Regions from separate parts of the Mus musculus genome. Here regions 1, 2, 3, 5 and 6 are each linked to region 4. The links are chromatin loops, found by intact Hi-C in ENCODE. Cell type or tissue: left cerebral cortex. All regions are shown on one strand. Region 1 overlaps AI115009 (expressed sequence AI115009). Region 2 overlaps Ak5 (adenylate kinase 5). Region 3 holds the start of Ak5 (adenylate kinase 5). Region 4 holds the start of Zzz3 (zinc finger, ZZ domain containing 3). Region 5 overlaps Pigk (phosphatidylinositol glycan anchor biosynthesis, class K). Region 6 overlaps Zzz3 (zinc finger, ZZ domain containing 3).

Evidence for each region. A loop is a pair of places that touch in the nucleus more often than their neighbours do. Peaks named below come from ENCODE experiments on the same cell type or tissue, not always from the same donor. Only the 100,000 strongest peaks of a DNase experiment are listed, where the experiment ranks them.
Region 1: a loop joins it to region 4, with 2.3 times the contacts of the local background. A loop is called at or near these places in 3 of 42 quality-filtered maps.
Region 2: a loop joins it to region 4, with 5 times the contacts of the local background. A loop is called at or near these places in 19 of 42 quality-filtered maps.
Region 3: a loop joins it to region 4, with 3 times the contacts of the local background. A loop is called at or near these places in 3 of 42 quality-filtered maps.
Region 5: it touches region 4 in a loop (8-fold over the local background); 19 of 42 quality-filtered maps call a loop at or near these places.
Region 6: it touches region 4 in a loop (2.4-fold over the local background); 19 of 42 quality-filtered maps call a loop at or near these places.

The regions. Positions count from the first base shown.
Region 1 is chr3:152,670,973-152,675,972 of GRCm38, reverse strand. The region is part of intron 1 of AI115009 (expressed sequence AI115009); the gene reads right to left. Among named protein-coding and RNA genes, the nearest start is that of Ak5, 5.1 kb to the right of the region's middle. In left cerebral cortex, no CTCF peak of the experiment used is centred here; a DNase peak (open chromatin) is centred at 2,268.
Region 2 is chr3:152,475,253-152,480,252 of GRCm38, reverse strand. It overlaps Ak5 (adenylate kinase 5), which reads left to right. Exons shown (of 14, transcript NM_001081277.2): 12 at 1,796-1,912. Among named protein-coding and RNA genes, the nearest start is that of 3110067G11Rik, 12 kb to the left of the region's middle. In left cerebral cortex, a CTCF peak has its summit at 2,350 (motif pointing right); a DNase peak (open chromatin) is centred at 2,305; H3K4me3 peaks cover 1,129 bases; H3K27ac peaks cover 540 bases.
Region 3 is chr3:152,664,173-152,669,172 of GRCm38, reverse strand. Ak5 (adenylate kinase 5) reads left to right here and starts at 813. Exons shown (of 14, transcript NM_001081277.2): 1 at 813-1,373. The coding sequence starts at 1,314. It overlaps AI115009 (expressed sequence AI115009), which reads right to left and starts at 2,260. Exons shown (of 4, transcript NR_040386.1): 1 at 1,341-2,260. In left cerebral cortex, no CTCF peak of the experiment used is centred here; DNase peaks (open chromatin) are centred at 1,444, 2,020, 2,851, 3,032 and 2 more places; H3K4me3 peaks cover 2,138 bases; H3K27ac peaks cover 1,184 bases.
Region 4 is chr3:152,393,871-152,398,870 of GRCm38, reverse strand. Zzz3 (zinc finger, ZZ domain containing 3) reads right to left here and starts at 2,868. Exons shown (of 14, transcript NM_001080755.2): 1 at 2,733-2,868. In left cerebral cortex, a CTCF peak has its summit at 2,971 (motif pointing left); DNase peaks (open chromatin) are centred at 1,772, 2,264, 2,457 and 2,900; H3K4me3 peaks cover 2,625 bases; H3K27ac peaks cover 2,417 bases.
Region 5 is chr3:152,747,024-152,752,023 of GRCm38, reverse strand. Pigk (phosphatidylinositol glycan anchor biosynthesis, class K) reads right to left here. Exons shown (of 11, transcript NM_025662.5): 9 at 4,251-4,423. Among named protein-coding and RNA genes, the nearest start is that of Gm40181, 6.6 kb to the left of the region's middle. In left cerebral cortex, a CTCF peak has its summit at 2,220 (motif pointing right); a DNase peak (open chromatin) is centred at 2,240.
Region 6 is chr3:152,459,508-152,464,507 of GRCm38, reverse strand. It overlaps Zzz3 (zinc finger, ZZ domain containing 3), which reads right to left. Exons shown (of 14, transcript NM_001080755.2): 14 at 1,682-5,000. Ak5 (adenylate kinase 5) reads left to right here. Exons shown (of 14, transcript NM_001081277.2): 14 at 492-1,693. The coding sequence ends at 560. Among named protein-coding and RNA genes, the nearest start is that of 3110067G11Rik, 28 kb to the left of the region's middle. In left cerebral cortex, no CTCF peak of the experiment used is centred here; DNase peaks (open chromatin) are centred at 2,176 and 2,540; H3K27ac peaks cover 250 bases.

The DNA of each region.
Region 1 (5,000 bases), 280 kb before region 4:
TGTGAGCTTCATCCATCGACAATTACTTGGAGAGCAGTGATCCTCAGTGCTTGGGGGACCGCATTTTGTGAGTAACATACAGTGTGTGCTATTGGGGACTGCTCCTGTAGTTTCCAGCTTTGGGCTGTTTCAGACAATGCTTCTATAAAGGATCTACTGTATAATGAGTGGTTGCATGAATTTACCTTCTCCCCAAAGCACAGTAGACTCTCACAGCTCCACAGGCCCACTAGCTGATAATTGCCTCTTTTATTTTGTTCCAATGTAAGCATTCCAGTGGGTATACACTGGTGTCATCTTGTGATATTAGTTTGCATTTTGTCCCACTTTTAGTGACTGTGATAAAACACCCTGACAAAAAAGTAACTCAGAGAAGAAAGCTGTTTATGTCAAGTCCCAATTCCACCTTACAGTACACCATCCTGGGGAAGTCAAGGCAGGCACATCACTGAGTAGTCGCCTCACAGCCATAATTAAGAGCAGAAAGCAGTGAATAAAGACATATGTGCTTGTCTCAATTTCTCACTGTTAAACAGTGGCTTATGAAGCTCGATTTTGTCCTTATAAACTACTGCATCTCTAGATATTATATCCACACAAACCTACCATGGTAATAGTGCCACCCACAGCGAACTGGATCCCCCCACATTGATTACCTTAATTAATACAATCCTCTCACAGACACCCTCAGAGGAGACCAATGAAGACAATCATTCCCTGAGACTTTTCGAAGGTGTTACTTGGTTATATCAGTTTAGCAATAAAAGCTAGCCATCATATTTTTTCTATATTAATAATAAAGTGATCCTTTGTGTCTTTGATCAGTTTTACAATGGCTTGTCTTTTTCTTTATTGATTTGTAGAAGTCATTTATGCATGACTCCTTTATTGGCTGTCTGTATTGACAGCACACCTCCCTCTCGGTCCGCTGTGACTTCAATTTCTTCATTGTGTCTTCTGATGAACAGAACTTCTTACCCATCCCTGTTACTCCTTGTTACTCTGGTTACCTCCCTCTGGGTCAGGTGGGTGTGTCTTCACTGTCTCGTTTGCTGACAGTACACACCTCCCTCCCTGTCTGGTGTGTCTTTGCTTGTTGACAGCACACTTCCCTCTAGGTTGGGTGTGTCTTCACTTTCTTTATTTATTTCTTTATCTTTTGAAGAGCAGAAGTTCTTACCCGTGTTACTACCGTTATTTTATTTCTACTTCTAACAATGCCAACAACCCACTTAAAACCTTTACCCTACATCTCAGTAACAGACATTTTCTCCTTCACGCTCTTCTAGAAGCTGTGTGCCTGCACTGTTTACAGTTAGATCGGAAGCACATTTGTTGTACTGTTTAATCTCTCTGTACTCATGCGATCTGAGACTCAGATGCATTGTCTTCTCGTCCCAAAGGGAGAAACAGTGCCTGTTTAAGTTATGTGCTGACAAAGGAGGCAATGTGCGCAGTGCTTCGCTTGCCAACATCTCCATGTATAAGTTGCTACACTGTGTTGTGACCCACACAAAGATAACTTCCTTTCAAAAGATGTCGACTATTAAAAAAACACAATTTAGGAAACAATTTAATAAATACTATAATCCAGTCATAAATGGGAGTGTCATCACAAGAAATCAGTGCAAAGCAGACAGTAAAAGGAAAGCGGAGCCCGGGCGGTGGTGGCACACGCCTTTAATCCCAGCACTTGGGATACAGAGACAGGCGGATTTCTGAGTTCGAGGCCAGCCTGGTCTACAAAGTGAGTTCCAGGACAGCCAGGGCTGTACAGAGAAACCCTGTCTCAAAACAACAACAACAACAACAACAACAACAAAAGGAAATCAGAGATGAAAATATTCTAACACCAGAAGACAAGGCCCAACAAAGGAGATGGGAACAAAGGTGCAATTGCCCTAATGTGCAATCTTTATCCATTTTGGTTAAAATGAATGATGAAAATAGAATTCCTTATTAGAGAAAGCGCAATAAAACTAGATCTCTCATCTACTCCAAGCATGGCTTATGGTGCTATAAATAGATCGACCCTTCTGGAAAGTTAAGTAAGAACCACAAAATGATTTTTCCATTTCATCTAGCAATCCCACTTTGGGAAGTTTATACTAAGGAATAATTTAAAATGTGAAAAAATATGCATGGAGTTTGTACCAGAATTGCTTAGCGTAGCAAAATAGTAGGATCAACCAAAGTGTGCATCCTTGAGAGAAGATGGGAATGTTGCTTCAAGCCTTTCAGTGACTGAAAAGCCATCTGAAATGATGTGACAGTGTGAACATGTAAGAACGGCCATGGTGAGGTCTGTAAAGAGCTGCCTGTCTTGGTGAGAAGCTGGAGGGGACAGCAGGGAAAACACAGAGTGTTTATTGAGGATGGTAAAAAGTGGAAGCAAAGTCTGTTGGTTTCTGTTCCGTGCCTTTTGTGTAAGTTTATGTGATGCTTGCTCTTTACCGCACTGTAAAATCCTCCTCACGCATACGCCATCGCTGAACTATAAAATTCATCTAAACCTAGCTGATACACATTGCTCTCTTTCTACTGGACACTGAGCTCCTTGGGTCTTGCCCTTTGTATTTCTATCTCCAAATATGGGTTGGAAACATAGTTATTCATAAATGTTAGATCAAGGAATGTGCTGCTCTTTGACAGTCTGTTGATGAAGTCGTTAGGTAAGGTCCTCAGGACCATAGCTTTTTTTTGGTGCCAGACTAAAATTATTTTTCTTAATTCTTTCAGACACCATGAGACGTTCCAGTCTTTTAAACCCTAACCTGAGAATTCCTGGTGATCTTTGAAATATAGAATGTAAGTGTCCAGTCTGTGTAGGGAAGAAAGAGAACATAGTGAAATTTCTCTTTGGCTGAAGAGTGTCACACACTATTACATAGTCCTGCGTTCATCCCAAATTTAAGAAATGAACACATACATCTCAATGACCACAAAAATTAAAGACACCCTGTAGAGAGACTGCTTGCTAACCAGGAGCTTACTTATCAAAACAGTGTATGCAAAAGTGTGGAAGTAGGTCTTCCTGTTTAGTGCTTTTTCTAGGGGATAAAAAGCTTCCAAACTTCTCACAGACTTAAATGATCCAATGGGTTATGAGTTAGTGAAGGAAATAGATTAGAAGACATATTTTCAGCACTACACATGAGAAATTCAGCACGCAGATATTTAATGATTAGAGATGGTATCCTTCCTACACAACCTTTCGAGCAGAAAAGAGCATTAAACAGTTGGAAACCCCCAGTGTAAGTTTGCTGCTATAATGCTTGTGATTGTGACTCCAATACAAAATAATATCTACTGAAAAACAGAAGTGAGCAATGGAAAGTCCCTTAGAGAACAGCCGTAGTGGGGATGGGGAGAGTTTAGCGGGAAATGCTTGCCATGCAAGCATGAGGTTCTGAGTTCAATCCCCAGTGCCTACAGAGGGTGGGGCTGGGGGGTGGGGAGGAGCCAGCCATGAAGGGTGGCCTGTGCCTGCAATTCCAGGGTTAGAGAGGCAGAGACTGGAGGATCCTGGGGCTTTCTGGTCTACCTGTCTAACCAGACAATGAGCTCTAGGTTTGGTGAGCAATGCTGTCTCAGAAAATAAGGTGAGTAGTGAGCAAGGAAGAGACCTGAAGTCAATTTCTAGCCTCCACATAACTGTTCGTGCACACCCAAGTATATACACACACACACACACACACACACACACACACACACTGGGTAGGGGTAGGAAAAGGAGAGGCAGTGATAAAGGCAAAAGGAAATTGTTGCAGACCTTTGTCGACTTGCAGAGCATTGTGCTGCTGGTGTGTAAGGGAAGGGTTGCATGGCACCAGACTGTAACCAAACTGATGCTTGCCATTGTGCAACTCCGAATTAGGCTCTCTGATTCTTGGTGAGTTCATTAGCATGGTGGAAATAATTACTGGTTGTTTTAAAAGTTACTATGACATATAGACACATATGTAACACTGTATACTTTGTGAGGTTCTCAGCACATGAGGACACATAACAAACAATACATTGTTGCACATTACAGTCCAAAGTTGTCATTATACAAGTACCGTCAACTAGACTAGTCCCTACCATTGCCTCTGTTCAGCTACCATGAGGGAGAGGGGTCAACTTCAGCATGAGAAACGTTTCCTTTTCATTCCTTTAAGTATTATCAATAGAGAGTCTCTATTCTTTTACAAATGATCATACCGTCCATTGCCCTCTATTATTCTCCTCCCTCTCTTCTCCGTGCCCCCCCCCCACCTCTCCTAGCAAACCTTGTCCTCTGTGACGATGTTTTCTGCATTACTGCTAAAGTCTTCCATGCTAAACTGGCAATAGTTAGATGATGGATGACAGACATGCCTGCCATGGTCACTGATGGGGCTGAGTGTAGGCATGTGTTAGCTGTCTAGACTAGTGGTTCTCAACCTATGGGTCATGACCCATTTGGGGGTCAGAAAGACCTTTTCACAGGGGTTGCCTAAGACCATCAGAAAACACAGATATTTACATTATAATGTATAATGATAGCAAAATTACAGTTATGAAATGGGAACAAAAGTATTTTTATGGTTGGGGTCACTACACCATGTAGAACTGTATTAAAGGGTGGTAGCATTAGGAAAGTTAAGAACCACTGGTCTAGAGTCTAGAAGAGTGCAAACAAAGTCCTCAAGCCTTCTTTGTGTGGATGGGCAAGTGGTCCCCCATTTTAGCCACTTGAGCAAGCCCAGCAGGCTTAGCCCTTTGCAGAGACAAGGTCTGTGTGTCAGCAGAAACTGGCTCCTTATGGGTGACTCAGAGAGCAATCCCTTTCAAAGCGCCTTCCTCCTCCAACATCCCTGGTCCTTTGAAAGTCCTCATCATCGTCTTGTGATTATCTTTACTTCCACTTCCTCTGCCCCTTCCTTAGGAGAGGTCTGGACTGGTGCCCGTGCTTCAAATCTATAGAGTCAGCTTTGATTTTTTCCCACCACACCTGCCGCTATCTGATGTGTTCTTGC
Region 2 (5,000 bases), 81 kb before region 4:
CACCCGATCCCCCACCCACTCCCCCACCCACCCACTCCCACTTCTTGGCCCTGGCGTTCCCCTATACTGAGGCATATAAAGTTTGCAAGACCAAGGGGCCTCTCTTTCCACTGATGGCCAACTAGGCCATCTACTGATACATATGCAGCTAGAGACATGAGCTCTGGGGTACTGGTTAGTTCATATTGTTGTTCCACCTATAGGGTTGCAGATCCCTTTAACTCCTTGGGTATTTTCTCTAGCTCCTCCATTGGGGGCCCTGTGATCCATCCAATAGCTGACTGTGAGCATCTACTTCTGTGTTTGCTAGGCCCCAGCATAGCCTCACAAGAGACAGCTATATCTGGGTCCTTTCGATAAAATCTTGCTAGTGTATGCAATGGTGTCAGCGTTTGGATGCTGATTATGGGGTGGATCCCTGGATATGGCAGTCTCTACATGGTCCATCCTTTTGTCTCAGCTCCAAACTGTGTCTCTGTGACTCCTTCCATGGGTGTTTTGTTCCCAATTCTAAGAAGGGGCAAAGTGTCCACACTTTGGTCTTCGTTCTTCTTGAGTTTCATGTGTTTAGCAAATTGTATCTTATATCTTGGGTATTCTAAGTTTCTGGGCTAATATCCACTTATCAGTGAGTACATACTGTGTGAGTTCTTTTGTGATTGGGTTACCTCACTCAGGATGATGCCCTCCAGGTCCATCCATTTGCTGGCTCTTTAGCCTGAGTCCTCTCCATCGCCCATTTCTAGTTGACCTTTCTGCCTCCTACAGAGCTCTGCCTAGTCACAACTTAACGGAGCCCCCTCCCCTCTAGAAAACAGCAACCCCCCCCCTACTCTGGCCCTTTGTCCTGCTCTGCCGTGCCTGCTATCCTTAGCTAGAGTATATTCGTTTATCATTGTCTGCCTTCCTCATTAGACTGTGAATTAGATGGAGAGTTAATTCACAATTCTTTAAGGAAGGGTTCTGGCCATGCCTGCGACTTCTGCGTTCCCCAGGCTCCTGCCAAACACTAGAGAAGGAGGTCTCCTCCCACCCCGCCCACAGGCCCCACCCCTAGGGAAGGAGGTCTCCTCCCACCCCGCCCACAGGCCCCTCCCCTAGAGAAGGAGGTCTCCTCCCACCCCGCCCACAGGCCCCTCCCCTAGAGAAGGAGGTCTCCTCCCACCCCGCCCACAGGCCCCTCCCCTAGAGAAGGAGGTCTCCTCCCACCCCGCCCACAGGCCCCTCCCCTAGGGAAGGAGGTCTCTTTTCCTCACACTCCTCCCAAGGCCCCTCCCCACACTGCACTGTTCTTTCCTTACCTTGCACACTTGTTTAATCAATCTTTTTAAAGGCAAAATCGTGTTGGTAGAAAATAGTTCTCTGGTCTAAAAGTTTTCTCAAGTTAGCACATGTCAAGTTTTGCATAATGTTTACTGGGAGAACGCCGCCAGCAGCGTTTCATTTGCTCCTAACCTGCCACGATGCCTGGTCCATCAGCTGCTACTGTGTGGAACAAGACACGTGGAACATGTCTCATGGGGTGTAAGATGCTGAAGTCTTTCTAGTGAGATAACAGCAGAAAGGACAGACCAGAAAGGAAAACCCTCCCGGTGGAACCCAGTACTGACTGAAAGACCTGAAAGACTGAAAGACTCACTGCAGACATGGGGGGGCGGGGGGAGGCAGGTTAGTCCAAGAGATCTGCTATTAATCTTGCCACATCCTCCCCTCCCAGAAGAATGTCTGAGGAGTCACATTTATTGTGATTTGGGGGTGCCGCTAGGCCCCATACTGACCACTCTCTCTGCTGTAGGGTGTCGTTCTGGAGCTGCTGAAGGAGGCCATGGTGGCCAGCCTGGGCAACACCAAGGGCTTCCTGATTGACGGCTACCCCCGGGAAGTGAAGCAAGGGGAAGAGTTTGGACGAAGGGTGAGCTGATGTTAGCAGTGCCCAATCGGGGCACAAGGACAGCACTCAGCTTAGGGGGTACACGCAAAGCCGCCTCTTACCCAGTAACACTGTCCAGATCTTGGCGTTACCAAAAGCGGAAACGTAAACTCTTTTTTTTTCCGAAGACGAAATACAAAACTAGGGCAGGAATGACCGGTCTAGCGAGGAAGCAGCAGCAGTCGGGCTCGGCCGGGTGTGGGGAGCGGAGCCGCCGGTGCCTCTTTGGTTCTCTCCACCTCTGCCTGTTCCTCTCTGTGTTGCTCATTTCTCTTCCTGCTCCAGGCTTCTCTCCTCTCATTTCAATGACCTCGCAGAAAACTAAGTCTGCCTTGGGGTGGCAGAGTGCCCCACAAAAGACCCACTGCTGCTTCCTTCACTTTAACAAGGACTCTGCTAATAGACCCAGCCTACAGGAGCCAGTAGGGGGCAGGCGGCACACCACCAGAGCCACACAGCCTGAGAGAGAAGGGCAGTGGCCCCTGGGCAGGGAATAGAGTTACATAGGCACAGAAGAGGGGAGAGATGCTGCGAGGACAGGATCCAGAATGCTTGCCACCCTCCATAACACTGTGCCATCCCCGACTTTGTGCCCTCCTTAGTGGCTCAGGGCTACCAGCTGTCACAAGAACCAGTAACTACCCACTACTGCAGCTGCCAGACGGTGACCTGCTTGGGCCAGGCCCTATGGTACATACTGTATACCTTGCCTGCAACTCTCCAAGTCTAGGCAAGTGACCATATTTGTTACACTAAGACTGACACCAAACCTCCAAGAAAGTCAGGTGTGCGTGGCTACTGTTTTATTCTGCAGTATTTTCATCTGAATTCTTTGAGTTGATGTTTTTAAAAAGTGGAGTGACCTTTTCAGTGAATAGAGTAAGAGGAATGCCATTCCTGGGGTTTGGAGGGCCAAGCAAGTGCACGGTTGCACCTCTCTGTGCAGGATACCTAATATAGGCGCTTGCAGAAGTTTGCTGTACCCTCGCCCCAACCACACAGCTTTTGGGGTCACCCAGTTCCATCACCTTCTAGCAAGGCCACAGGGATGAAGGCGATAAAACCTTGGGTTTCATCTACCCTTGAGTTTGCTTCATCAAGCTCCCCTCAGGAGTTCCTCCGTTGCCTAGCCCCCACTTTAACTAGAGCCAAGGGGTCTAGAGAGATGGCTCAGTGGTTAAGAACAATAGCTGCTTTCAAAGAGGACCTGAATTTGGTTCCCAGAACCCACAGGGTGCCTCACAACTTCCAGGAACTCTAGATACCAGGTACCCAACTCCCCCTCTGGACTCTGTGGGCACCAGGCACACGTACATGGTGCTCATCATATAAGCAAACAGGCACACACATACACATGCTACATAAAATTAAAAATATATATATTTCTTAATTAGTCAAAAAAAAAAAAAAAAACGCTTCATGATCCAGTCAGCAAAGATGGACGTGCAAGAAGGTAGATGGGGGGGAGGGGGGAAGCCTTGTGACAGATCTGTGTATAAGTGCAAACAATAGCAGAAACAAGCAGACATGCAAGCAGATGACTGTAACTGGCTTCTGAGTGATGCATACCCCTGCAGAGGATGTCACAGCCACCTTTGCTGAGGACAGAGGAACAGCAGTGCAGGCCACGCCCCAGCTTAGATGTTCGGGGTATAGAGGTCTTTTTTAGAATGTTCACTGAGAGATGTAGAGTTTTCTGAGTCTCCCATGCAGTCAAGAACACAATGGATTGTAAATACAGGTGTCTCTTATTCCAGCCCCTCGCTAAGGAAAAGCAATAATAAAACCATAATCCGAGTTCTTCATTATGAAGTTCTCCATAATTCAAACTTCATTTTGTAGCTTTTATTTTTTTTTATTTATTTTTTATTTTTTTTATTATGTATTTTCTTCAATTACATTTCCAATGCTATCCCAAAAGTCCCCGTTTTGTAGCTTTTAAAGCTAGATCTGATGGCAGATCCCAGCATGGATGCCCATGGAGTTACAAACCATGTTAAGCCATGGGAGGCACTCCTGGGGATCCAACCAACAGCCCACTGGCCACACACATCCCAGGACTGCTACAGACATTACGTCACAGTGTCAAAAGGTTTGGTGCCCCTGTCTGTCTGTCTTTCCATGCTGGTGAGCTTACAGTCTGCTGCAGAGGAGCATGCACAAGGCGCTTCCCTCACCTTCCACACAACTCTCCAACATTCCTGACCCATCATGCCTTTCTCCTCTGCCCAGAACCTGGGCAGTGTGGCTCAGTGGTTACTATCAGAATTCCCTGAGTCAGGGTTCAGATGTGGTCTGAGGCCCCATCGGTCCTCACTAGCTGGAAGTGTCTAACTGGTGGCTGGATAGTTTCAGCTCCCCATGTCACTACTGACCCAGTGGCCTTCAAGTGAGATGTCTGTATGTTTGCAAAGTCAGTCTTTTATAAACTGCTAGCAGTGTAACTTCAGGGGATCCCAATGCCAACTGAGCAGGCAAGCAGGAACCACACATGAAGCTTCCAAAGTGGTTGCTTGCCTCAAATTTAAATTGAACAAAGACCGTGCCCACAGAGGAAGACTCTTGACATAAGTGCCATGAAAAAGCTATTTCCTCAAATATTACCGGGCTGGAGGGGGGGAGGGGAGTCCAGGTATGGTGGCCCACACCTCTAATCCCAGCACTCAGGAGGCATGGGCAGGAGGATCTCTGAGACTGAGGCCAGCCTGATCTACAGCATTAGTTCCAGAACAGCCAGGGCTACACAGAGAAACCTTGACTTGGGGCAGGGGGAGGTTTAGGAGGCTGGAGAGATGGCTCAAGGGTTAAGAGGGCTCACTCTCCTTCCAGAGGCCACAGTTCAGTTACTAGCACTTACACCAGACAGCGCACAACCCCTTGTAACTACAGCTCCAGGATATCTGACACCCCCTTCTGGCCTCTGAGAGCATCCAGAGCACATGTGGCATACACAAAAACAAAAATGAAATCTTCTTAAATTTAGGGATTAAATGTTACTATATGATCAAAACACAGTATAAATTTCTCAAAAAAATTCACTTTTTAAGAAAAACCATATTAAGTGATTCAG
Region 3 (5,000 bases), 270 kb before region 4:
GTTTTTAATTTGAAGCATTTAGAGTGCTGGTTTCTACCAGACCCCAGATGCCAGGAGTCTGTATGTAGCTTTTGCCTCCTTTCTTCCACATACCCTCTCCAGAGTGGGCCCTTGCAGGCAGTTAGAGATCATATTCCCTGGAGACCCAGAGCATCTCTCAAAGAGCAGTGAAAAGACATCTGTGGGAAATGAGTCATCTTGGTAGCTGTGGGGAGGATGGGTGCACCTTGGTCTGTAACTGGGTAGGCACCAGTACACCTCACCAGCCGTCTCCTGTTAGGGCGTTCTGATGGCCCTTGGGCCAGTGACCACTTTGCAGTTTAAAGCAGACCCCAGCTCTCCACCACTCAGTCCTCTCTTCCTCCTTCAGCTCCTCCCAGCAGAAAAGATTCTTTGACTGCTCACTAAATCTTACGCTAAGGATTTCAGGCCTTCTACTCAAATGTTTAAGTTGCTCCAACTTTTCTTAAGGGCTGGGTACTCCAGTGTTAAAAGACCCAACAGAATCCTTCCTCTTTCCCTACTTCCAACTCCCTATCACTGAAAGGCCATTAACTTAAGAATATATGAATTCTCTGACTTGGGTTTTTCCCCCCTGGAAGAGCTCCTGGAGGAGCTCATGATAAGTGGTGTCTGTCTGTCTGTCTATCGTCTGTGGTGTGTGTGGGAGTGTCTGTCTGTGGTAAGTTTGTGGGGGGGGGAGTGTCTGTCTATAGTGTGTATGGTGTGTCTGTATAGTGTGTGTGTGGGGGGGTGTCTGGTGTGTGTGTCTGGTGTGTGTGTCTGGTGTGTGTGTGTGTGTGTGTGTGTGTGTGTGTGTGTTTGTGTGTGTGTGTGTGTGTGTAGAAGCAAAACTGTATCCAGCTCCAATCGCCCGGTTCTTGGCTCCTTGGTGCCCTGGCTGCCCTGGCTGCGTTGCGGGCTGGGGAGTGACTGCAGCCCGCGCGTCCCCACCCCCGCGCCCCGCGCCCGCCCGCGCAGCGTGACTGGCGGCCGCCGCAGCGAGCTCCGGAGGCGCGGGCCGAGCGCGCAGAGCCGGGAGGCGGCGGCTGGTGGCGTCGGCCGCGTGGTCCTCCTCCGCGCCCCTCCCCTGGCGCTCGCGCTGCCTGCGCCCGGGAAGCCGCTGCTGCTCGCTGCTGGCTGGCGCGGGGACCGGCGCGGACGCGGGGGCGACGGGAGCGCGGACTGCACAGCTGCCCGGGAGTCGCTGAGGGGACCCCGGCCTGAGCGCATCCAAGTGAGGGCTGCGCCCCGCCAGCCCCAACCTCGGGAGCTTCCCCTCCTGCTCCCCACTGCACGCGCGCCGTACAGCCATGAACACCAACGACGCCAAGGAGTACCTGGCCCGGAGGGACATTCCTCAGCTTTTCGAGGTAAGAGGCTGGGGTGGCCAAAGGATCCCCAGCGAATGTCCCGAGGGCCAGTGCCCGGCTGCACCTTCCGGTGTAGGGTCCCTAATGAAGGCGCTCACAGAGGCTCGCCGTTCCCTTCGCCCCAGACAAGTCGCCTTGTGCGCTCGGGTCGCTCGGGTCCTTTTCAAATGCAGGCTTCGAAACCCGTATCTTGGGATCAAGTTTCCCTCTTCAAGCTGGGTACTGGATGCAGGCTGTCCCCAGAGTATCCCTCCGAGATGGGCACCCAGAATGGACAGCAGATCGTGGCCTGGCAGCACTCTCTGGGACTGAGGGTCAAGCCAGGTGAGACCAGTGTCGCCCACACGGAGGCAGGACAGGAAACTGAAGGTTCCAGAGTCCTAAACATTCCAGGCGCCAAGCGTTGGGACCCCTTGCAGGGGAGGGAAAGCGTGGACGAAGCGACTCTCCCGGGGGGGACGGCTTGAGGAGAAGGATGAAGATGGAGAGGGAGAAAAAAAACCCACACACGCATATATACACACAGCCCAGCCGATCCAGTGCAGCGCTATCTCCTGGGTCCCTGAAGCTCTAAGCGGCCAGTCAATGAACTCCCGAGCGCGTTTGCTGGTTGCTTGAAAGGTCCTCCCAGCCTCCAGCGCCAGCCCTCGCGCCCACCTACACAGACTGGGTTCGACTGGGAGCGGCCAGACAGGCGTGACTCCTGTTGCTGGCCTCTGCTGGGCTTAGCAGCAGCATCCAGCATCCGCACCAGGGACAGGGGATAGGAATGTGAGGAAGGAGGCTTGAGGAATGAGCTAAAGGTACCTGCTTCCCAGAGAGAAGTCCTGCTTCCTATTATTCTCTCCACATTCCGTCTTAAAACACCCTAAATCCGAAGCGCTTTTGCTTAGGTTATAAAACAAAATAAAAATTAAAAAAAAAAAAAAGGACGGCACCAATCCAAGCCTCATAGGATGAGCCTTAAAAATTTTGGCCTCCAATTCTGAAGGAAATGGAAGAGTAATATTATAAACCAAAGGCCACACATTGTTCTTTTTCCTGTTTAGGGGATTTTTTTCTGTTAGAAGGAAAGTGCAGTGCTTAAGACAATAATTTTTGCAATACCCCCAAACTATGTTTATTTAACCCAGGATACCATAATTACAGTGCTTGGACAGCTTTTTTTGCTGTTTTTGTAAATGTGGAAATGAAGAGCTGAAATATTTTTTTAAATTATAAATGTTAAGACCAAAACCGATTTTATTTCTATGCTTCTAAAAGAATGATAGATACACGCCTGGCGGAGTCTCCTGACATTTCTCTTCCGTGGTGCCAGGTAATGTACAGGGAGCCAGGGTGGTCTGCTCACAGAACTCTGTATGGAGTGTGCTAATGAGCCCTGGTAGGTAGCTGCTTAGGCTTCAAGCTTCCCGTTGGCTTTTCTGCATATGAATGGAATGTCCCCAAATACTGCACACACTCAAAAGGACGTCAGCTTGCTTACCTGAGAGGCACTAAACGCTGTATACTGAGACTCAGTTCAGGACAGCAAAGAGCTGGAGAAGACTATAGAGACTTCTAGGTTCCATTTGAACAGTGAGACCGATTCACTGCACAGCTTAGAGGGAAGCAGGACCTGATTGTCCATGTGACGAGTACAGACCACAAAAATCCAACACCTCAGATTTCTAAAATGGATTTTCTGTGCCAGAATCCACACTGTTCTAAGTTTAACCAGGTGCCTTCCAAAACCCCAGATGGTTGCAGATAGATAGTACATGCCATTACAGATCACAGTAACAGGTGGCTGATGCAATGTATCACCACCAAAGCCTAGAATATAATGGAACTTTTCAGATCTCTTTGGGTGGTACAGAGTATCTGCTAGGTTTGTGGTTGAAAAGTACTCCCGCTTTAAAAATAAATTAAAAACAAAACACAACAGAACGTTTGCAGCTGGTTCTGCTGTGTTCCTAATTCGCCTTTGTAATATAACTATTGGTCTCTGACCTTAGATCAGAGGTTGGCAATTAGTTGAATGCTATCAAAAGTCTAACTAGATTATTTACATATTCAGAGGGTTAACTCAGAGACTAAGCAATAGCACCAGTAGACTACCTATATTCAGTCCTGGGCTGCTGCTGGCACTTAGGAAAAAGGACTTAAGTTACCAGTGAAAGACTGAAGCTCACTGTTACCGATTTAAGAATCAGTGCCCTTTGGGGAGCTAGTTTTGTTTAGGAAAACTTGAAATGTCTGTCTCCCAGTTGGAAAACTTGCCTTGCGTATACCCACCCAACTTAAGCCTTTAGGAAAAGACAAAATTAACAGGCCTGGATTTTAAGTATTAATATTGTGGCTGGGTTATATATGGGGTTGAGAGAATCTGGTATTTTGATTTACCCCATTCCATGTTTTTATAAAATATACAAAGAAGGTTTTATGAGAAGCTGGCTCGGAGTCCTGAACCTAAGACCATCTGAGTAAGTATGCTTAAGAAATCCACTGATAACTCTGAAACACGATCTGCTGACCCAAACCTAGAGGCAGGGATGCCCACAGGCTTGAGTGTACACAAGGGCTCATGGGAGAGCCACAAGACCCCGTGTGTCGATGCAGTCGGTTCTGGCCCACAGAGTAACGGGAGCGTGGGAAGCTAACCTGCCGCACAGAAATCGCATGACACTTCCTCTGCCTCCTCAGCAGCTGAACTCATCTGATGGAACCACAAACCCAAACCCATTCCACTCAGGGTTCCCGAAAACAAAGGCACCTGCTGGGAACTGCCTGCCCTTGGGGGGAAATGGAACTGATTTAAAAATTAAAAGCTGTGGTAGGGTTTGTCAACCTTCGGAAGGTTGTGTGCCTTATGCATTAGTAATGTATAGGTGAGAGTAATGTATAGGTGAGAGTAATGTATAGGTGAGAGTAATGTATAGGTGAGAGTAATGTATAGGTGAGAGTAATGTATAGATGAGAATAATGTTTGCTTTTTCCATGAAACATTCTAAAGGAAAATATTCTTTGCACTTCAGACCAGGTTCCAGGAGTGGACATTTTCAAAGATGTAGAATTTGTGGGAACTAGTGTGTGCTAGTCTCCGTGAGTTACACACACCAGGCACTTGAGGGGTCCCTGCAAATACTGTGACTGGCAGGAACATGGGCCAAAAGAGATAGGATTAGAGAAACTCGGGTTCACTTGATTTAGCCAGCGCTGATTGAAACTTCTGGAGCCTGACACCAAATGCTTTATTTTTTACATATTTAAACACAATAAAACTTAAAGAAAAGTTTTCTCATGACAGTTGTCCCAGCAAAGCTTTAGGCATGGCCACACCCAAACGCCTTTACAAAGTGCATCTCCTTAGCAAAGCACCTGTGACCTTTACATATAGAATGTGTTCTGTTGACTGACAAGCAGTGCTCAGGCCCTATGGGGAAGGGTTTATGATAAGCCCAAGGATAGATTCTATTGACTGAGAGACAATGCTCAGGATTCTAGGAGATTCTGGTGCAGGTTAGCATCAAAGACTAGCAAAAGATCACCAGATCAAACAGCATCCACTCCAACCTTCTGGTGAACAGCTGTCAGTTTCTTCCACTGAAGACCAAAGCCTGTGTGGTTAACAGTTCTCATTTCTCT
Region 4 (5,000 bases):
AGCACTCGGGAGGCAGAGGCAGGCAGATTTCTGAGTTCGAGGCCAGCCTGGTCTACAGAGTGAGTTCCAGGACAGCCAGGGCTGCTAAGAGAAAAGACCACTGGAGTCATGTACAATTACTTTTTACTGCACCCTGTCTAGTAAAGAGAGAAATGGTGACTGCCGGCTGCCTCTCAAGTCTAGAGGACTAGAGGAACTAAGTTCCAGCGCAGCATGAGCTACATTGCCTGGCTTTTTGAATTTTTAAATAGAATTCTACCACTGCTATGTTTTTTCAGAGGAGTAATGACAAAAATGACACTTAGTGCTCCTAATGTAAGCAGATGTTTGTATTAACTACTGGTGTCTATCGTTCTAGTGATTGGATTAAACTACTACTCTGAGGGGCTAGAAGAGACACCTCAGCAGCTAAGAGCACTTGCTGCTGATCCTCTGGTTCCAAGCACCCACATAGCAGCGCACAACCACCGCCTGTAACTCCAGGGACTGTTGACAATCCTTTTCTGACCCTCAAGGCCTCCTTGACCACAACACTAGGGCACATACACATAAAATAAGCATCTTTTTAAAACTCAGGGTCAAAATTTTAAAAGAACTAACATCCATAGGCATGTTTTTGGTTTAGAATGCATAATTGGTACTTACATAAGCATTAAAAATTATAAAGCTGATGTTTCCTTAAATCTTTGTTTTAAAAGAACTTTCTGTGTGCAAAGCTACCAGCACCCTAGAACATTTCCACTGCAAAAACAAACAAAAGCTCTATTATTGGAGCTATTAGATACTTTCACCAAGTTATCTACACTTGAGTCCTGACAACAGATCTAACACTATATAATTTTATCTAGTGGATAATTTGCTGCTTGTAAATGCTATGAAAGTTTATTACCAAATCAGCCCTCCAACTTAGCCCTGACAACTTAGGACAAAGCACGGACCACAAAATGATCAGGTTCAGGGTAGAAAACTGAGAAGTTTGTAAAACAGAATAAAGAGCATTTTACTCTCCCTTTCTGTAGGTAGTAAGTACACTTTTGTAGTTTCAAAGAGACAGACAGTGGTTAAGAGTGCTTGCTGCTCTGTCTTGCGGTCCAAAGTTCAGACCCCTTACTCTGAACAGTTTAGAAAGTCCTGTAATACTGATCCTGGGGATCAGACACCCTCTTCTGGCTTCCAGAGAGCTGAGCACATACAATATCCAAGATACACAGGCACATAATAAGTAAATGATAAAAAATTTAAAATGGTATGTGCTGGCTGTGATAACAAATGCCATGAATCCGGGCCCACCTAGTCAGTTTTAGAGTATCCGGGGATACAGATAGTATGCCTGTCTCAGAGCGAGGGGTGGGGCGGACAGGATAACTATGAATGAATTATCTATCTAGTTTCCCGATTGTGTAGCTTCCATACTTTTGAATACAAAGAAATGAAAACAAATATGGTAAACTGACTTGTGAGTGGCTGTTCTAAGTAGAAAAAAGTGATTGACTCATGAAGACACTTATGACCGACCTCAAATTTAAGAAGTAGCGGGATTTTTCGTTAAAACAAACCCACTACTATTTTCTGCAAAACAAAACCGGCACCCCAGAATACCAAAAATGGTAGCCCCAATCCCTACCGACGTGAGTTTATCAGCATGTACAGAACAAGGATTGTATTCTGACCTCGGGTACTGTCAGGGGTGAGGGGGCCTCCCAAACACTGCCAAAAGTTACTGTCAGCAGCCAGGGTGACGAGGAGAACTTCCCAATAGACAAGTGGGTGGCTAAATGACGCCCGGACACGAGAGATGCTATGCGTTCTGTTGGGAGACTGGGGGAAGATTCTGCAGCCACAGGCGACAGGAAAGTGGAGCTGTCTGCAGAGAGGGTAACTGGGCAGAGGGGGCGGCGGCGGGCGGGGCGGGCTGGCAGCGGCCTCCGGGCCGGCGAGCGAGCGCCGGGCAGCGGCCGGCGGGGAGGTCTCCGCAGGTGGCGGGCGCCCGGGGGCGGGAGGAGCGCGGCGCGCGACAGCCGCTCTGCACCGCCGCAGGCGACGGCGAGGCGCGCGCACGAAGGCTCCCGGCGCCCGGGCGCGCGCCCCGGCCCCTCCCCGACAACTTGCCTGCAGGAAAAGAGTTACTGGTCCCAGGGCCCCGAGAACCCGGGGCTCCGCCATCCAGCGCAACCGCTCTGCCAACCAGGTCCCGCGAGAGTCCGGAGATCTCGCGATACCGACCCGCTGGCATCTCGCGGGCGGGCGTGCGCTGGAGCCAACATGGCGGCGTGGGGGAAGCTAATCACTACTTCGGGACTTTGAACGTGTGGTTCGTCCTCGCACTGGGAGGCCGCGGGCAAACGGGAGGAGAGGCAAGCCTTCCCCGCCCTGGATTCCTCCTCTGAGTCGTCTGAGGGGAGAAGGAAAGGCGGGACGCCAAACTCAGCCCTCTGCCGCCCTCCGGACGCCACGGAGGACCGCGCTAGCCCTCAGCCGGCCTGGCCTCCGGTCACGTGGCCGTCACGTGAGCCCCGCGCGCGCGCCCGGCGCCTCCGCAGGCCTCCCCGCCCCCTCAGCCGCGAACGCGCGCGCCCGGCCCACGTGGGGGCGCCGCCGCCGCCGCCGCCTCGGCCACCCCCTCCCGGCGCTCGCTCGCTCTGAAGGGCTCCGGCCCCGCGCGCGCCTTTCCCTCCGCGCTCCGCTCCCGCCCCTGCGCCGGCCCCGCCACGCGCCCCGGGGATCCCGCTTACCTCTCGCGTGGGGCGGGCCGCTCCGGGAGGCGCCGCCCGCGTGGCCGCCGTCGGCCGCCGCACTGGCTCCAGCGCCCTCCGCCGCAGGAAGCGCCACAGCGGCGCCGCGGCGCTTCCAGGTGGGTCCCCGCCTCCCGCTCCTCCACTTCCCGCAGCAGCGGCGGCTCCTTCCGGTCCCCTCCTTCCTCGGCTCTGAGACGCTGGGAGCCGGGCGCTCGGCGCGCCACCTACTGGTGGCCGCGGCCGCTGCAGCGATCCCGACCCGGCCGGCCGGCGGGCGGGAGGATTCACCGGCCCAGCCCGCTGCGTGCTGTGATCCGCTCTACCTTCCCGGAGAGGCTCCCCGCCCGCGTCCCGACCTTGCCTGGCCCCGCGGCGCTTTCCGCACGACGCCCCGGACTGCCGCGCCAGCCGCCGCCCGCTCAGTACGCAGGCGCCCACCTCTCCAGCCTTTGCTCACCTCCCTCCCTAGGGCAGGACTCTTCCCCAGCTCCACCGCGACTCGTCGGCAGTCCCACCAGAGTACACCTTCTCCACCGCTTTTATTTTCCGTACCTTTAAACAGCACTACCCGCCAAGAATGAAGTCTCTTTAAAGGCAGGGCGTCTTTTCTCTTAGCTTTTGCCCACAGTTGTGTCCAGCACCAAGTATGGCTCAACCCATAGTGAAAACTGGTTATTTATGTAGCTCAGCGTGTGCTTACCGGAACTACGTGAAGCTCTGAGTTCAATCCATAACACCGCCCTTTCAAATATACAGTATTAGCAGTGCAGCAAAGTAATGCCCGCCTTCAGTTACAGGGATAAGTATTTCCTCTGGGTTGATAGCACCATAGGCCACCACTTCTGAGCTGTGGGGACGCTCATGCAACCCTTTGGCTATTAGATTGTGTTCCAAAAAATACCAAGTCCACTGGTAGAATCCATTAACTGGGGCTCTTCGCAACTGTGCAGTATGGCTTCAGTGCCTTTCTTTGTTTTCCTTAGCTGGAGCAGTTTTGTTTTTCCAAGGAAGTGGGTAAGTGTGGTTTCTTTTCAATTGCTCGTAAGTTATTAGATCATAGAAGTGGACTTGTATTTGGTTGTCTCCAATTCAACTCAGAGTAATATCTGCTCCAAAATAAAGAATACCAATTATAGTTATACTGACTATCACACCTGCCATCTTGTGTCTTAGAGACACTGCTCTCCATTGCCTTAATTTTCCTAGTAGTGGGGTCTATAAGGCCTCACCACAGCACACCCTCCCATGGTTTTTATTGAACTGTGTTGGACTTGCAATAGGCAGAGATATAAAAATAACACGATTTCCCAGCCAGGCAATATGCTACCTGCATAGGCTAGCTACTATTGGGATGGTCAGAATTTATCTGCTGCTGGGAGCATTGTCTAGCCACACACACACACACACACACACACACACACGCACGCACGCACGCACGCACGCACGCACGCGCGCGCCATTATTGGACTGTCATCCGTTTCCAAGAGAACGATGGTTGTAACGATAAAGGTCCCCACAGGTTTACTTTCCCTTTCTCTTCCGTGGGAATGGTACCACCGCACTAATACGCAAACGTTTTGTTTTGTTGGTTTTTCGAGAGAGGGTTTCTCTGTGTAGCCCATGCTGGCCTGGAACTCACTTTGTAGACCAGGCTGGCCTCAAAATCAAAAATCTGCCTGCCTCTGCCTCCCGAGTGCTGGGAGTAAAGGCGTGCACCACCACCACCCGGCACTAATATGTAAACATAAGAGAGAAACCCAACCCATGGCCTTGCTAACATTTGTTGGCAAAACAGGCATTGCGATTTGAAGCTTGTTTTCGCTGAGGCAAGCTTCTATAGTCAAGGCTGATCTACAATACTCTCCCTGCCCTTCCCTCCATCCGTGTGTGTGTGTGTGTGTGTGTGTGTGTGTGTGTATACATCCTAGAACTCTTCATTTCCTGCCTCTGCCTCACAGTACTGGAATTATAGGCTACGAAGCAAGTTTGAGGCCAGCCTGAGTCACATGAAGTTTTGAAGAGAAAGAGTTAAGAGAGAACACTCCACTGAGCTATAAGCACTCCTACTCACAGGTTGAAAAACACTTGAATAAGTCTCTTAGAAGGAATGTTAGCGTTGAAGTATATATATCTCAGTGATAAAAAGCATTGTGGTTGTTAGCTTTGATCCTTATAACAAAATAAGAAAAGCAAGGGACAGATTTATTTTGCTCAAGTTTTAGCCCATGGTCAACTGACTCCATTGCTTTTAGACCTGTAACAAGG
Region 5 (5,000 bases), 350 kb before region 4:
AGACATCTGCTGGAGTTTCTGATGGGGCTCTGTTCAGCACTGCATTGGCAAAGTCAATATGATCCCCCAGAAAGGGATTAGAAAAATACTGTAAACCAACACGCCAAAGGTAACTAATCAAATAACTGCCGGGTTATGTTCACAGATTATACAAACCAATGTCACTAGCCATAGTCCCCAAACTAACAGAGTCAAGCCAATCTCAATCAAAATCCCAGTGGGCTTTCTTTAGAAAACTAACAAGCTGACTTGGGCAAAATGAACTCCCAACCTCACACCATACTCAACCACGGCCCAGCAGCATACTCCAAAATTAACTGAAAGTAGAGCAGCCATTCAACCATAAAACCTGAAACCATAAACATCTAGAAGCCTCTGAGACTTCAGGTGAAGCAAAGAATGACTTCCAGAGGACACTAAACACGGAGCAAGTTGACCAACCAGCAGTGAGCCTCTAAAATGGAAGGGGAACCAAAGGCTGAAGAAAATAATTTGGGATTCACGTATCTGAAGAACTTGTATCCAGAACATACAGTGACCTGCCATCATTTAATGAGAAAACAAATCAATGTTTTGAAAATGAGCAAAAGCCTTCAAAAGCTCCTTTACGAGTATGAATGGCCAGTGAGTAAGACTACAGGCAGCATCTTTAGTTACTGAACTGCACACGAAAGCTGCCATGAGCTCTTACTCCCAGAATGCCTAGGGACACTCTGAGTGAGCAAGTGGGGATGAGGAGCGAGCATCTGGTACTACAAAGGGACGGCCACTCGGGGAAACAGCTCACAAGGCTCTGAGCCTGCACTTCCACACTCAGATATTTACTCACATAAAAGAAATGTTAACGTTTGTGTGCAAATACTCATTGCATTTTATTTTAAATGATTCCCAAAATCTGCGATGGGGGGAAATGGCCTCCGTTAGTGAAGGGACAATTTGTAGGCTAAGCAGCCAAAGTCTACTTCTGAGGCATAAGGTGCTGCTGAGACATCAACACCAATGCACACGTACTACACAAGAGACAGAGGTCACATTCACAGAGCGCTACAGCCCATGCTCCACGTACATGCTGGTCTACAGAAGGCAAACCCTGGACCCAGGAAACAGTCAGGGCATCTGAGCACACAAAGTCCTTAGCATGACAGATTGAAATGGTTGCTCAGTTGTATATATTTGTCAGAGTACTGAAATGCACATTAAAAGGCATTCTATTAAAGAAATTATCCTTTATTTAAAAATATTTTTATTCTTTGAAGGTTTCATACAATGTATCTTTTGTTGTTTTGTTTTGTTTGTTTTTGTTTTTTCAAGACAGGGCTTCTGTGTAGAGCTCTGGCTGTCCTGGAACCCACTCTGTACACCAATGTGGCCTTAAACTCAGAAATCTGCCTGTCTCTGCCTCCTGAATGTTGGGATTGATGGAACGTGCCACCACTGCTCAACTTTAATGTATCTTTTTAATGAAAAACTATAGCTAGGGTCAACATACATGAATTTCACTAATAAAATAATAGCACAAGAGGTATAAAACATAATTAATTGTCGGGAGGAATTAACCGAGTCAAGGAGCCGTCTGTCCTCTTCTGTTCCCTGTGGCTCCATGAGGTCACCTCAGCATGCCTAAGTCCCAGGACACACATGAGAACTCTGCTTCCTAGAGCTGCTTCAGTTAGAGTTACATACTAATGATTTCATTCTATGTGACTAAGATACTAAGTGCTAAGTCACTGCACAAAAATATAAAACAGCCAATCCAAACCAATATACTGCATTGTGTCCATTGTGTGAGAATGTATTTTAAAAGATGTAACTAGTATTTTTAGTAACACTGTATTAATACTGCTGGTCTAAGATCTGAAACAATAACACTGAATCCACAACTACCGTCACAAAATGTGTTTTTGTGATTTCTGCTTCTTGGTAGATAAACTTTCCTCTACATAAACTGTGATTCATATCTGCATGTGAACAGCAGCTGCACACATGAGATAATGCCTGTAAAAGTGCCTAGAGCAAGACAGAAATGAAATTCTCATGATAACTGAATGAAGGAGACAGCAATGCTTCTGAGAGCGATCTCAGCATATTGCACAGAATATCTAACTCTTGGGTGCAGTCTTCCTACATGAACCTTTAAACAGTTAGTGGAACACCAGTGCACAAAATTATAATAATATCACCAGGTAAATGACAAGATCCTAAATAAAATTTATTTGCAAGCACTAGAGGGCGCTCTAAGACAACAGACCTTAGTATGCAGCTGTAAAACTTAATTTTATTCTCAAATATAAACTGAGACAATTGTCAGCACTAAGAATTTTGCTTTCAAACAAATACATAAAGAAAACTGAAGCATCAGAGCCCCATTCTTCCAGAGTGTATAGCAGCACTTACTCCAAGGTCACTACAGCCTCCTCAGCCTCCTCATGATACACACAGCTCAGTCTCCTCTGAGATAAGAGCTAAAATCTAACAACGCCCTTGTCTCTAATAAACAGTAAATCCATGTTCAGGTGGCTAAAGGGGAGCAAACGGCCTTTAAGGCTTAAAGTCAAGGGAACTTATAAAGCGAGTCTGATAGGAGATTAAGGCTAAACGTCCTGAATCCTAGTCCAGGTTACTAACGTCCTACAGCACAGGCTGGCAACTTTTACAAGGGTAATGTTGAAGCTGCTGGGTCGGCCTCCTTTTCCTTTTCTATTTTTTACTGCTTTTTTTTTAGATATTTTCTTTATTTACATTTCAAATGCTATCCCGAAAGTTCCCTGTTACCCTCCCCCTGCCCTGCTCCCCTACCCACCCACTCCCACTTCCTGGCCCTGGCATTCCCCTGTACTGAGGCACATAGTTTATAAGACCTAGGGGCCTCTCTTCCCAGTGATGGCCGACTAGGTCATCTTTTGATACATATGCAGCTAGAGTCAAGAGCTCTGGGGTACTGGTTTGTTCATATTGTTGTGCCACCTATAGGGTTGCAGACCCCTTCAGCTCCTTGGGTACTTTCTCTAACTCCTTCATTGGGGGTCTCGTGTTCCATCCAATAGATGACTGTGAGCATCCACTTCTGTATTTGCCAGGCACTGGCATAGCCTCACAAGAGACAGCTATATCAGGGTCCTTTCAGCAAAATCTTGCTGGCATATGCAATAGTGTCTGCATTTGGTGGCTCATTATGGGATGGATACCCGGGTGGGGCAGTCTCTGGATGGCTTTTTACTGTTTTATATATTCACTTTACATCCTGCTCATTGAACCCCTCTTAGTCACCCCCTCCCACAATCCTCCCCACCTCCTTCCCTTCTCCTCTGAGTGGGTGGGGCCTCCCTGGGTCACATCAAGTCTCTGTGAGGCGAGGCGCATCATCTCCCACTGAGGCCAGACAAGGCAGCCCAGCTAGAGAACATATCCCACACACGGGCAACAGCTTAAGATATGAAGCTATTGTTTTAAAAATGAAATGAAATTCAAATTTCTATTGCTCTTATCTGCTGCCTTCATAGTTTTATAGGCCGACAGCCATAGGAAATTGGAAAAGAAGAGAAAAGAAAGGAAAGGAAAAGGAAAGAACAAATAAAATAAGGCTTTGAATTGTAAAACAAGAAATGTGATCCTGCCACCGAAGCCTTCACAGGGAAATCCTTCCTGGCATTTTAATTTACTTCTCTTAATTCAGTACTGCAACTATATATCCATCCCATCATGCACGCTGCCACGGGTGATCCAGAAAGGTGTTCTGGAGTTTGAGCAGCCCAGGTTTCAGGCAGTGCTAGAGATACATGCTAGAAATGCACTGCTATAGCTCCCACAGAAGTACCTGGTAACTGAACCACTATTTAATCTCAATGAGGCTTTTTTTTTCCTTTCAAAAGTAATTACAAAAAAAAAAAAAAAGCATTATAAATGTTTCAAACCCCCATCTTCCGCCAATTTCCCTCAGTCTCTCTCACAAATGCACAAGCATACCACTGCCCTACACAGTGACCTCGCCTCTCCTGCCAGCTCTAACCAATTACCAAGTCCCAACAGCAAAACAGGGTTGAATGGCAGACTGTTGTGGAGAGCTCAAGACTCCTTAGTACATCAAAATCCAATCGTGACCGCAGTCCCAGCCACATTTACAGCTTCTGTCCATGAACTGAAAAGCCTGTGGCGTGTGAAGACGGTGGAGAAACACAACTACTTACCAACACCATCCTCAGCCCTTAGAACCTGCTCTAAAAATTCTATCCAAATAATAACTACGATGATACCTGCTGTCCACGACTTGTGAATCCCACTGCAAACTGATCTTCTCTGTTGTGATTTCCACCTTGCGCACACTTCCGAAGAAATCGGTGATCAGGACATTTTTTGGATCTCGCTGGAAAAGGTCAGTGCGATGTCCAGGGGTCGACACACAGAGACTTTTGGGACACACTTGAAACTGAAAATAGCAACAACAACAACAGTATAATAGTGACAAGCACACATACACGCAGCTCTTAAATCCAGTAAAACAATGCACTAGACTAGAGGAATTTTAAAGTCTGCTAACCTAAAGATAAGGTACTGGCTCTAAAGACTAGCATTTCGGTTCTACTGTGGTACCTGACATTCTAAGGAAGCCACAGACATGAGAAGTATGATATGAGGAACCTGGCCAGACTCGTCTAAGGTTTGACTCTAACTTGACAGTCAGGTAAACTGCGCCACAGTAGTCCAATATGTAAAAAAGCCCCGTGGGACTCCAGGAAGGTCAATGTGACCCACAGCACACCTCTTGCTGTTTCAATGAAACTATGTGCCTCACTATATGCCAACTGACTCAGTTTAACCACTTTAACCATGGTGAAAATGAACCAAAGTCACAGATGTCACAGTAAAGTCTGTGTTACTTTTCCTGTGACATTGGACACTAGTGAATTCCAAGGACAGAATATTCTCACTCACTGTGAAAAGCAGGAGTGTTTACTTAAAGTTCACACGGTCCCTGCCTAAAGAGGACCTGAGGTGCAGACTTT
Region 6 (5,000 bases), 66 kb before region 4:
ATTAACAGTGTGGAACAAAGCTGCTGGAGGGGTGTTTGAAGGAACCGCAATGCCTTCCAAGTGGCTGTGCCAGTTTTTTAGTTTTGTCAGCAATGAAGAGTTCTGGTTGTTTCACATCCTAGCCCTTTGATGACGTCAGCCTTGGGGGTTGGGCCATCTTAATAAATGTGTAGTGACGCTCTCTCATTTTAATATAGTGCTATACATTTTATTTAGTTTGAAGACAGGGTCTCGTCGTGTAGCCTTGCCTGGCCAGGCTGGTCTTCAACCCACTGAGACCCACTCTCCCCTGCTTCCTGAGTGCTCTGTGTAAAGGCATGTGCAACCACATGGGGACCTGCCTTTTAAGCAATCATTTTTCACTCTAGTCGGTGGGTCTGGGGAGTGGTCACTATTAGTGGGCAGAAGCAGGTAACCTTGTTTATTTTTTAAAAATGATCATATTTAAAAGCAAGTCAGAAGGTTAATAACTCTTTTCCTTTCAAGTACAGGTAAATGCAGAGGGAACACCAGAGCAAGTTTTTCTTCAGCTCTGCACAGCTATTGACTCTGTTTTCTGAAGGAGAAAATGCACAACTAAGTGGAAACAGAAATACATGGAATTCACCCGTAACACCTTTCGCTTTGTCCCCATCCCCACCCATTCTCGCTGGCTGTGTCCTTCCCAGCTCATCTCCTGAGAGGTTCTGGAAATCATGCATGGTACACTTCGGACTGTCCACCTTTCTCTCGTGCTGGCAATTGTCCCCACTCTGGCACTCGTCTTTGGATGAAAAGAGCAGTGTGGGATCTGCCTGTTCCAGCCCTGCCTCAGGGCCGGCTGCAGTCTGATCCACCACACAGGGACAGCATATCCCTATTTCTCCATCACAGCTTCCTCCTTCTCATGGGCTTATTTGTTCCTCCCTGATGTGGGTTGTTAGCATGGGGACAGGCTTGGACACCTCATCTGGTACTGGCTGCTTCCTCAGTTCCCATCCATGAGAGGGCCCGGAGCCCTAGTGGGCCTTTTAAATGTCCTATGGGATACAAGGTACCAAGCCAGTGGAACCTGACAGAAATATTTCAAAATGGCATTGATCAGCTTCTCTTAGAGAGCAAAGCCCAGACAATCAGTCCCACCCACTCTGGGACACTAGCTATTTTGAACAGTGTCATAGATGCTAACAACTCTGGCCAAGCCTACAAGCCGCTCCTCTCCACATGGCAGTTCGGCTCAGCAATTATGTACTTTAGTACCAGAGACCAGAGATCATTTAAAAGAATGAGAGATGATGTTACTTCACTCACTGGACAAAACCAACTTGTAGTTTTGATCTGAGACAATTACTCCCTGACATACTGCCAAATAAAAAGGAAGGAACAATCTCTCAACCGATGCCAGGGAGGGCACGCCTAGAACACGGTGTCCGGCAGCGCCTGTGTTGTGCCTGTGTCAAGGGCCTGCTCCGTGAGTAAATGCATCCCAGCGTGAAGCGTGGGTGTTTTGTGCAGAGTTGCTTGTGTCTTCTGAAACCCCTGCATCTTGCACTCGGTCACCACCACATTCAGTTTGGTTTGCATGACTCTTTCCTCAATGAGTGAGCAAACACTGGTATGGTTCCAGGACACAACTGTATTTTTAAAATCATTTTTTTTCCTCAAAACATTTATGTACAAATGAAATAAATGGAAGCCAGGATGATTCTTTCTCTATTTATTTGTAACTCACATCATTCTGGAAAGCATATGAAAGCTTTCATTCCAAACAGAAACAAACACAGTATATAGGTTAAAATTATGATCCACTTATATGATTTGGCCACAGACCAGATTTGAGCTATTACAGAGAAGTTGTTAATGTATTCATGATACATGGTCATTTTCATATTTCTTTTTCCCTCCCACTGTTTCCTAAACAGAAATGTTAGTGTGTGCTAGACAAGAAATTAAGTTCTTTGGTTACAATTAGGCCTCTGTTACCAGAAAGGGCACATCACGCCCCCACTCACATGGCTGTGAAATGCGTACACTGCCCCAAAGGTAACCGACAGGGAGCACGGACATTAGAGCAAGAATGGAAAGTGGTACTAGAGGATGACAACCCAACACACAGCACACACTGGCAGCTCTGCACCCACAGCTCTGGACGAGGCAGCAGACATGCAGGCAAGCAGCCTGGAAAACTTCAGCAGGAATCAGTACCCGGGAATGCAAGTCAGTTTTCTACAGAACAGCTAAGACACACAACGCCCACATGAATGGCTCCAAGTGACATCATAAAGTTACACTTTAAAATATGAATGGACTGTAGCGGTTTCTGCCTAGCAAAAGGTTATGTGTGCAGACAACCTCAGAACACAAGTGTAAACTCCTGCATTCAAGGCTGTGCTGCCTCGTCCCGCCCCCTAGTTGATGCATGACACACACACACACACACACACACACACACACACACACACTGCCTGTCTTCAAAGCTGCCCAGGGAAACCTAGGTGGTCCCTGGCTCCAGGTCCTTACCAATGGCGTCAGAGCTCTTGAGTCCTCTCGAAAGCTGACCCACACTGCTACCTCCCACAACTGCCAGTGACGGTTGCTTAGCCATTCAATCTAAAGCAACAGAGCTCCACGGCACTACTTTTCTTCAAATAGCATTTTCTTTCACATGGTTTATTTGCACACGGTTGTTTCCAAGCTCCACAAAGCCTGGCTTTCGTCTTACTGGAGTCCTCACATCTGTCACTTCTGTTTTCATTCTCAGTGCCTTCGCTTTCGTCACAGATACGATTGGGAAGGCTTCAGGTCAGTAACTAGTTCCTGGAACTCAATCAAGGGGACTTAACTTCCCCAACTGGAAATAAGACCCAAAATGTCACAGCAAGCATGACAGAGTCATACCCACAATACATGATCTGATTGGCTAATCACACCCTACATGTAAAGCTGGGTGCAAAGGCTGTCCTCCAGGGCATGTCACAGGACCACCTGTAGAGTCACTAGCACCTAGTGACCTACTGGACCCCAGTCCTCTCTAAACAAGAAAGAGTGTAACTTACCAGAATACTGGGTCACATAACCAACAAATATAGAGAATTCGTTAAAAAAAGTCAGAGAATAGAGACACAGACGTGAACTGTTCTCATGAGGCAAAACACGACACAATTCTCAGAAATCAATCCATTTAACAGACACATAAACCCTTGAAGCTGGGCAGTAACCTTTCCTCTTTGACTCTAGAGGTAAAGAGGACAATGCACTGGAAACTACCGGTTTCCTCCAGTGCACAAAGACTAGTGGGTTTTAACCCTGGCTATCCAGAGTAAGAAAGCTTATACAGCATATCTCACAGAGCTGTTTAAGGGAAATTACCTATTACAGTGGTGTGCCATTTTCTGTCACCCTTTAAAATCCCTTCCTACCATCTCAGTAGCTGTGCTCTGTGATTTAATGGAACTGGGGGGGAGGGGGGGAAGTCAAGGACTTCCATGGGATCAGGTTACCGAGAGGCCATGGAGAGGTTCTCCATGTGTGCTCGCAGGAGTCACAATGGTGGGATACACTGGCACTTTCCAGCCACATACGAGCCTCTCTCTTGTATTACAAACATGGACATGGCTCAGGTTTGTACTCTAGCATTGCATGAGAACAAAGGCATGGAAAACGCTTGGGAAACCAAGTGTGACAAAATGATCCATCTTGGTTAAAGTCTTATCACCTCTCTACCAATATGACCCTGAGTGAGTCATTTAATTTCTTTCTGGATAGATCTCCCATGAAAACAGGGTAATAAATGAACCTGCTTCGTTGGTTGAGAATCCAATGAGTTGCCACATGCTTGCTTTGTGCACAGTAGGTGCTAAATCAGCAATTAATTACTATTGGTGCCTCACGTTAAAGGAAACTCCTCTCCCTAACCTCAGAGCAATCACTTCCGCCGTTATTAAATGTTCCTCCAATTATAGCAAACAGCTTGAGCATCACATACCACAAATCTGTGCTACTAAGAGATCTGAAGACACAGCTTCTCAAGTCCCACTGTCAGCAGCCTTGGAAGAGACAGTGAGAGTCTTCTTGCAAAGAACAACCTGCCTACTTGTGCAACCCTCAAATACAACACCAGGAATCATTCCCAGCAAGCCATGGGGACAGTGTGCTTAGAGCTGAAAAATCCAAATAAAGACATTTTCTCTTCAAACAGGAAAAATCCACATTACTATCTCAGCTTTAAAATGCATTCAAGTAGGCTTGTTCGCTCCTGATGACGTTACAACCGTACCGCTCATACCCTTCCACATTGTACTTCACCTCTATGGGACTTCTGGATGGATCTGAACAACTATCTGGTACTATTTCTATACAGACAGGGGCAACTGTCCTGCATATTGCAGATGGACGGAAGCCCTTCGGCATGTGCACTGAGGATTTAGTGTAGAGACACATCGTTCAACTGCCTCTCCTTCACTAATAGCTCAGAGATAAAAACCTGTCAACTTTTCTGAGTACAATAGACTGTATCAATATGACCAGTGATACATAATCAATATATTATTTAAATTTCTCTTTTCTATATTTAAAATTCTGTATTTTTCTTAATTAAAAAAATTCAGGGTAGATTTTAATACCTTGCTGAGTATTGAAAAAAATTAGTAAATAATGTTCCCTGAATTTAAAAACAGGAAAAAAAAAAACAATTTTAAAAGCTAGACTAGTATTAATACTCAATCTACCATAGGATATATACTATCTTTTTTTTTTGATAACTTTTGGAAACCACCTGTTTCAACACATAGGTACTTAATTTTATTAAGAAAAAGTACTAGAATAATATTTTGACTTCTATTTAGGTTCCACATCTGGACATTAGTCAGCACCCTTACTGTGCAGTGTTTCAGCACGCTACATGAGAACACTAACACAATACATCTTCACCCTTTATAAAGAACAGAAAGCAAATACAGATGAAAAACAGACTTTTAAATAATAAATTCTACTTTTATCACTTGTTGAAAAAAAATCAAAAT